2 separate regions of the Homo sapiens genome follow, and region 1 is linked to region 2. Evidence: chromatin contacts called from ENCODE Hi-C or POLR2A ChIA-PET data. All regions are on one chromosome and are shown on one strand. The core of a region is the stretch at or near the end of the contact, and the rest is flanking DNA. Distances in the headings are between cores, read along the strand shown.

Evidence for each region. A loop is a pair of places that touch in the nucleus more often than their neighbours do. ChIA-PET counts read pairs that join two places held with the same protein, here RNA polymerase II (POLR2A). Pooled maps may share reads with other maps.
Region 1: a loop to region 2 is called in a map of Calu3, with 11 times the contacts of the local background. The contact joins two enhancer-like sites. A Hi-C loop is called at or near these places in 5 of 168 maps with a recorded cell type or tissue (Caco-2, Calu3, GM12878 and 2 more), 19 of 37 single-sample maps with no recorded cell type and 7 of 50 pooled maps. POLR2A ChIA-PET finds 5 or more read pairs at or near these places in 1 of 52 experiments (HepG2).

The regions. Positions count from the first base shown.
Region 1 is chr4:68,654,672-68,657,961 of GRCh38, forward strand. It overlaps UGT2B15 (UDP glucuronosyltransferase family 2 member B15), which reads right to left. Exons shown (of 6, transcript NM_001076.4): 4 at 424-511. Among named protein-coding and RNA genes, the nearest start is that of UGT2B15, 14 kb to the right of the region's middle. Within about 2 kb of position 1,565, at least 4 of the 41 ENCODE cell types and tissues checked have a DNase peak (open chromatin) inside an H3K27ac peak, as active enhancers do.
Region 2 is chr4:68,731,758-68,735,002 of GRCh38, forward strand. No RefSeq gene overlaps it. Among named protein-coding and RNA genes, the nearest start is that of UGT2B15, 63 kb to the left of the region's middle. Within about 2 kb of position 1,559, at least 3 of the 41 ENCODE cell types and tissues checked have a DNase peak (open chromatin) inside an H3K27ac peak, as active enhancers do.

The DNA.
Region 1 (3,290 bases), core at 315-2,814, 77 kb before region 2:
ATGATAAAGATTGGTTATTTATTCCCATAAAAAGTAGAGTCACTGGTAATAGAAAAGTGTCCGCTATTTTTCAGTGCCTGTTGAAATAACCCTGCAGTAGGGGAAAGAACAGAGGTAAAGCTGCATAAATAGGAGACAGACAGAAAATCCAGGATGTTATTTAAAACCTGTGAGAGGAAATTACACCTGAACAAAGAGATTTTTATTCTGACCATAAAGAATGTGACTGTATGTAATAAAATGCCAACTACTATAGTGCATTCTTTTTATACTAAGACTGGAAAATAAATATAAAGTAGTTAAATTTGATTTGTTTTTTAGTTTTCCAATAATAAATGCTAAATATGTTTGTTTTATGTTGAACTATTATCACTCCAATTTGCTGTTACTAATATATTCACTGTTTGTTCTCCAGAATCTTACCAAGAAGGTCATTCTGGGGTAACCACTTGTACAGTCGAGTATTGGAACCTAAAGTATTTGGCTTCTTGCCATCAAATCTCCATAGAACCTGTTAGGGCAAGGAAAATATCTTGTTCAATGAATAGAACTCTAAAAACATAGCATGTTAGAATTCTGAAGAGATTAATAATCAGTTAGTTAATCCATATAAAAGATGAAGAAATAAGAAGAAGTGATGTCAAGTAATGAGAACTACTAAAAGTTTGAGGTAAGTTGAATACCCACGTTTAATGTCGTTACTTTTATAATCAATTTTGTATATAAAGAAATAATGACATTTCTAACATAATAGCTAGACACATGAGATTGTGAAAGGAAAATAAATCTTGGCAACCCAAACTCTATGCTAAAGGGAAAAGTTAAGCTGCTTAGGGCAAACCTACCTCCCATTCTATTCAAAGTCAGCCCTTGACTCACTGAGATAAATGAATATCAAATTGCCTCATTTCGAGAGGCTAATCAGAAACTCAAAGGAATTCAGCTATTTGTCTCTCATCTACCTATGACCTGGAAGCCCCTTCCATGCTTCAAGTTGCTCTGCCTTTGTTTCTAGCTGTCTCCCATTTCTGGACCGAACAAATGTTCATCTTATATATGTTGATTGATGTCTCATGTATCCCTAAAATGTATAAAACCAAACTGTCCCCCCACCACCTTGGACACATGTCATCAGGACCTCCTGAGGCTGTGTCATGGGTGCACATTTTCAACCTTGGCAAAATAAACTTTCTAAATTATCTGAGAACTGTCTCATATATTCAGGGTTCATATTTTGGTAACCATGAAGAGATTCTGAGTGGAGGTTCCCTGACCTTTGATAAATGTCCTATCAGTGCTTGGTACCAGCATGAGCTAAATTTATGGCTCAAACAAAGAAGACAATTGGCTGAGGTCTGGGAGCAACCCCTCCAGAGAATCTCTGATACCCCAAAATTCAGACAAGATCTGAAGTTTATTTTGCTGTACAACTCCTTTTTGTTTTTTTTGGAGTTTTACTTGCTTCCTACAAGAAAGGCAAGATTTCCTGTTTCCATGACAATGGAAGGCAGGTAACTCTATGGAGTTTGAGCTCGCTCCCAGGAGGGAGGATGAATTTGAGGTTTCTTTCCTGATTCTAGGATGGCAGAGGGCAGTTTTGGCCTGAAACCCATCCGTAGGTAAACAGCTGAATTGCGGTTTTGTCTTGGTTAATGTTTAACAACTAGCTGGACTTAATTTCTCCTTACCATTACAGTGCTTAGTGATCACATTTCTGGGATTTTTTTTTTTTTTTGTACATTCCAGTATTTCTCCCATCAGATTTGATGAACTTTACCTGACTTGATCAAATCTGAGTGAGAATTCCAAATTGTGGGTAACAAAGCCTGTCTAATTTGGCTAAAATTCTTTGCAGACGCAAAAGAGAAAACAAAACAAAACAAAACAAAACCTAAAAACCATGCTCTTGGTTTCTGTGTTTGCTTCCTGTCTTTAAAAAAACAAATGTTCTTTTGTTTACTTTTCCTCCACCCTATACCTCCTTTTGCCTTTTGCCATTTGCAGTATGAAAAATCTAGAGAAGGCTTCTAATGACTTGAACTCTTTTAAAGAATTCAGAACAAAGGCACCACTCACCCCTTTAGGGGTGTCTGTTTTCTTTGTGGAGTTCCAAGAGTTGTGGGCAGATTTTTTTCTCAGTCCAAAGCTCTGTTTTCCTATGTTGAATGACCTGATCTCTTTGGCTTTGAGATTACCACAGATTACCTTGTACTGTGAGAGGATTTTACCTTGGCATGTGTAATGGCAGACGAGTTACAAAGTAGGGGGTGGCTGAGTACAGTTTACTGGAAGTAGTATTGACTGTTGCTATTTTTTTCCTCCTAGGAAGTTGTTGTTTAAGAATCCTAATTCTAGTTTGGAGATGTGTTGTAAAGGGTCTCCTCTATTGTTTTTATTCCCCAAATTAATCTCATTTGGCTTGTCTGTGTGGATTTGTGTGAGAAACTGAACTGTGGTTTACATAGGAAAATGAGAGACTGAGTTTTCTCAGCTCCAAAGTGAAAGGGCATCTGCTCCTCCCAGGCAAAAGGCACCCCTAAGCAACTGGGGGCCTTGTGGGAGTGTCTTGGGGTTGACCCCCTGTGACATGGAGTGGCCCTGCAGGGAAATCCCCAATAAAAATTAACTTTTAAAAAAAGGCTAGTCCAGGAAACACATATGAGGGCAGATCACCCAGCATTTTGAGCCCTCTCAGAGGTCATACACCTCTGGAGAGAGAAACTGAGACATGTAAGAGGGTGGAAACAACTCAGTGGTGACACACTGTGGAGTACTGCCCACAAGCAGCACACATTGATTCACCACACATAAACCCTAGGCCACAGCTCAGTTCCTCCTTTTAGGAAAAAAAGTGGGAAACAAATAATCTAAGAATGATGAGAAAACAAGAAGAATGACCCCCTGATATCACTTGGTAGGTTTTATGACACCTCTACTTGGCAGAGTTTATGTAAAATGAAGGTAATACGGTCTTTGTGCACATATACATTAAGAACCCTAGGTTGTCCTGCAAGCTATAGAGTTCCTAAGTTCTCTCTTTTTAAAAAAAATTCTTTTCTTCTTGCTTTAAATTTGCTTTTATTTTTCTATTAAGATAAAAACCACACTATGGATTCAACAGGTTTTTGTCTGCAAGCTGGTCAATTTTTTTTATCTCATGGCTAAAGTTCTGAAGTAAAAGCCATAGAATCTTTTGTGTGTGTGTACATGTGTTTGCATATATTTAAAAGGCCATTATAATTTCTATAATTTTATGTTTAATAGGCAATTGAATCCATTTTATTTTCCTT
Region 2 (3,245 bases), core at 309-2,808:
TGAGGTCAGGAGATTGAAACCATCCTGGCTAACACGGTGAAACCCCATCTCTACTCAAAATACAAAAAATTAGCCAGACGCCTTGGTGGGCACCTGTAGTCCCAGCTACTCGGGAGGCTGAGGCAGGAGAATGCCATGAACCCGGGGGGCAGAGTTTGCAGTGAGCCGTGATCGCGCCACTGCACTCCAACCTGGGGGACAGAGCGAGACTCTGTCTCAAAAAAAAAAAAAAAAGAAAAGAAAGAAAAGGAGGCTTAATTAGACTTAAAGTTCCTCATGGCTGGGGAGGCCTCAGAATCAGAGCAGGAGGTGAATGGCACTTCTTACATGGTAGCAGCAACAGAAAATGTGGAAGATGCAAAAGTGGAAACCCCAGATAAAACCATCAGATCTCATGAGACTCATTCACTATAATGAGAACAGTATGGAAGAAACAGTCCCCGTGATTCAAATTAACTCCCATAGGGTCCCTCACACAACACATGGAAATTATGGGAGTACAATTCAAGATGATATTTGGGTGGGGACACAGAGCCAAACCATATCAATACTCATCAGTGATACTGGCTTGTAGTTTTATTGTTTTGTTATGCCCATGCTTTGTTTTTGTGTAAGAGTAACATTATCCTCATAGAATGAGTTTGAATTATTCCCTTTTTTTTTTATTTCTCTTTTTCTTTTCTTTTTTTTTTTTGAAAAGGTTGAGTCAGATTGGTATCAAGCTGTTACATGTTGGGTATAATTCAAAAGTGGGATCATAAGTTTCTGAACCTTTTTATTTTGATGAAAGACATTTTATTACTTCAATAACAGCTTCAATCCCTTGCCCATTATTATTTGTTTGATGTTTTCAACCGCTTTATAGTTCAATCTTAGTAAGTTTTGAGTCCAGAAATTCATATATTTCTTCTAGGTTTACTATTAATTTATCATAACAATTCTAATAGTTTTGTATTATTTTGGTCTCAGTTTTTATGTCTCTTCTTTTTCCATTTCTGATGGTTTTTATTTGCATCTTGTCTATGTTTTTCTTGCTTAACTTAGCTAAAGGTTTGTTAACATCATTGATCTTTGAAACAAGTCAGGGTCACTGGTCTGGTTGTCTAAGGTGTTATCAGAGCTTGTGATCTCAGGACCAAAAAAATTAAGAAGCGTGGTTACAAAGGGTGAGGTTGGAGCAAAAATTTAATAACAAAAAAACAAAGCTCTCGGCAGTGGAGAGGGTTCCCTGATGGTTGCTGTGTTACGGTTGTATTCAAAAGCTCTTATGAGGAACTGCTTTCATCTCTGTAACTGAGTAACTTTTCTTATCTATAAAACTGCCTGCATAGTTTCATCTCTGTAACTGAGTAACTTTTCTTATCTATAAAACCGCCTGCATATCTCCCAGTTATTCTCTGTCATTGTGGATATGTCTCCAGGAAAGCACAAAGTGCTGTTTCTTGCGTTTGTATAATGATGGGTTTGTTTTAGGTACACCCCCCTCCTCTCTTTGCAAATTCCCATGGAGCCCACTGTGTACATGTCTGAAAAGGGGAGGACACTTTTTCCTGGGAGCTTACTAATCATACAAAGAGCAAAGGGTTTCTATGCTGGACATTGCATGCCTTGCCTGCTTATCTGTGGCTTATCTGTGCAGGTGCACTGTAGCTGTGATTTTTTTTTTAGGCAGGCAGCTTCTGCAGTCTGAGTTTTTCCCCAAGCTGCTCTATTTTTCCTGTAGTTGTGAGTTTTCAGGAAGGCAGCATTTTTGAGGACCAGCCTTAATTGTTTACTTAACTGATTTTCTCTTTTCTTCTCCATCATCTTCACAAAAAAACAACTTTTTGTTTCATAGATCTTTTGTATTGTGTTTATTTTAGCCTCAAATTTATTTAACTGTGTTCTGGTCTTTATAATTTCTTTCTTTCTATTAGCTTTGGGTTTGGTTTGTTCCTGCTTTTTTAGTTCTTTGATGTATAGGATTAGGTTATTTGAAGTCTTTCAACTTTTTTGATACAGATGTTTGTTACAAGAAACTTTCTTCTTACAGTTTTTTTGGCCATCTTCCATAGATGTTGGTATGCTGTACTTCCATTTTCATTTGTCTCACAAAATTTTTAAATTTTCTTCTTAATAACTTCATTGACATGTTTGTCATTTAGCAGTATGTTTAATTTCCATGTGTTCATGTCTGTTTTCCAGATTCTTCTTTTAATTTATTTTTTGTTTTATTTCATTGTGGTCAGAAAATATACTTCATATGATACTTGTGTTTTTGAATTTGTACAGGCTTGTTTGGTAGCCTATCATAGAATTAAGGGAGACATTTTTTGTGCTAATAAAAAGAATGTCTATTCTACAGCAATTATGTGAAACTTTCTGTATATGTCAGTTAGGCCCTTCATATCTAGTGTGTACTTTAACTCTGATGTTTCTGTGTTGATTTTCTTCCTGGATAATCTTTCCATTACAGAGAATGGGGTGTTAAAGTCTCCTACTATTGCTGTGTTGCATGCTAGTTTTGCCTTTAGGTCTGTTAATGTTTGCTTTACATGCTTGAGAGCTCAGGTTTTGGTAAGTATAATGACTAAATCTTGCTAAACTGACCCCTTCATTATCATGTAGTTACTGTCTTTGTTTTTTGTTTTTTTTTTCCCGTCTGATTTGTAATCTGTTTATAACTACACCTGTACTTTTCTGGTTTCTAGTTGCATGGAATATATTTTGCCATCCCTTCACTTTCAGTCTATGTATGGCTTTATAAGTGAAGTGGGTTTCTTTAAGGCAGCATGATTCTTTATTCAGCCATTCTATGTCTTTTAACTGAGAACTGAGACAATTTACATCCATTTTTATTATTGACAAGTAAGGCTTACTAGAGCCATTTTGTTGATTGTTTACTGTTTGTTTTTAGACTCCTCTCTTCCTTCCTTCCTGTCTTTCTTCATAATTAGGTGATTGTCTCTGGTAGTATATTTCAAGTTGCTGCTTTTTAAGTACATCAATGATAGATTTCTTAACTGTGGTTACCAGTAGACTTACAGAAAACCATTTTAGAGATATGGCATGTTATTTTAAAGAGATCACAACTTAGATTGCAAATAAAATTATAAAATAAATAAGGGCAAAAGTCACAGAAAATGTATATACTTTAACTCAATCACCTACCCATTTTGACTCATAGTTATCTTGATTTACATATTTGTATATCATCTGTTTCTTAACCGGTTGCTATAGTTGTTATGTTTTCTGGGATAGGTGAA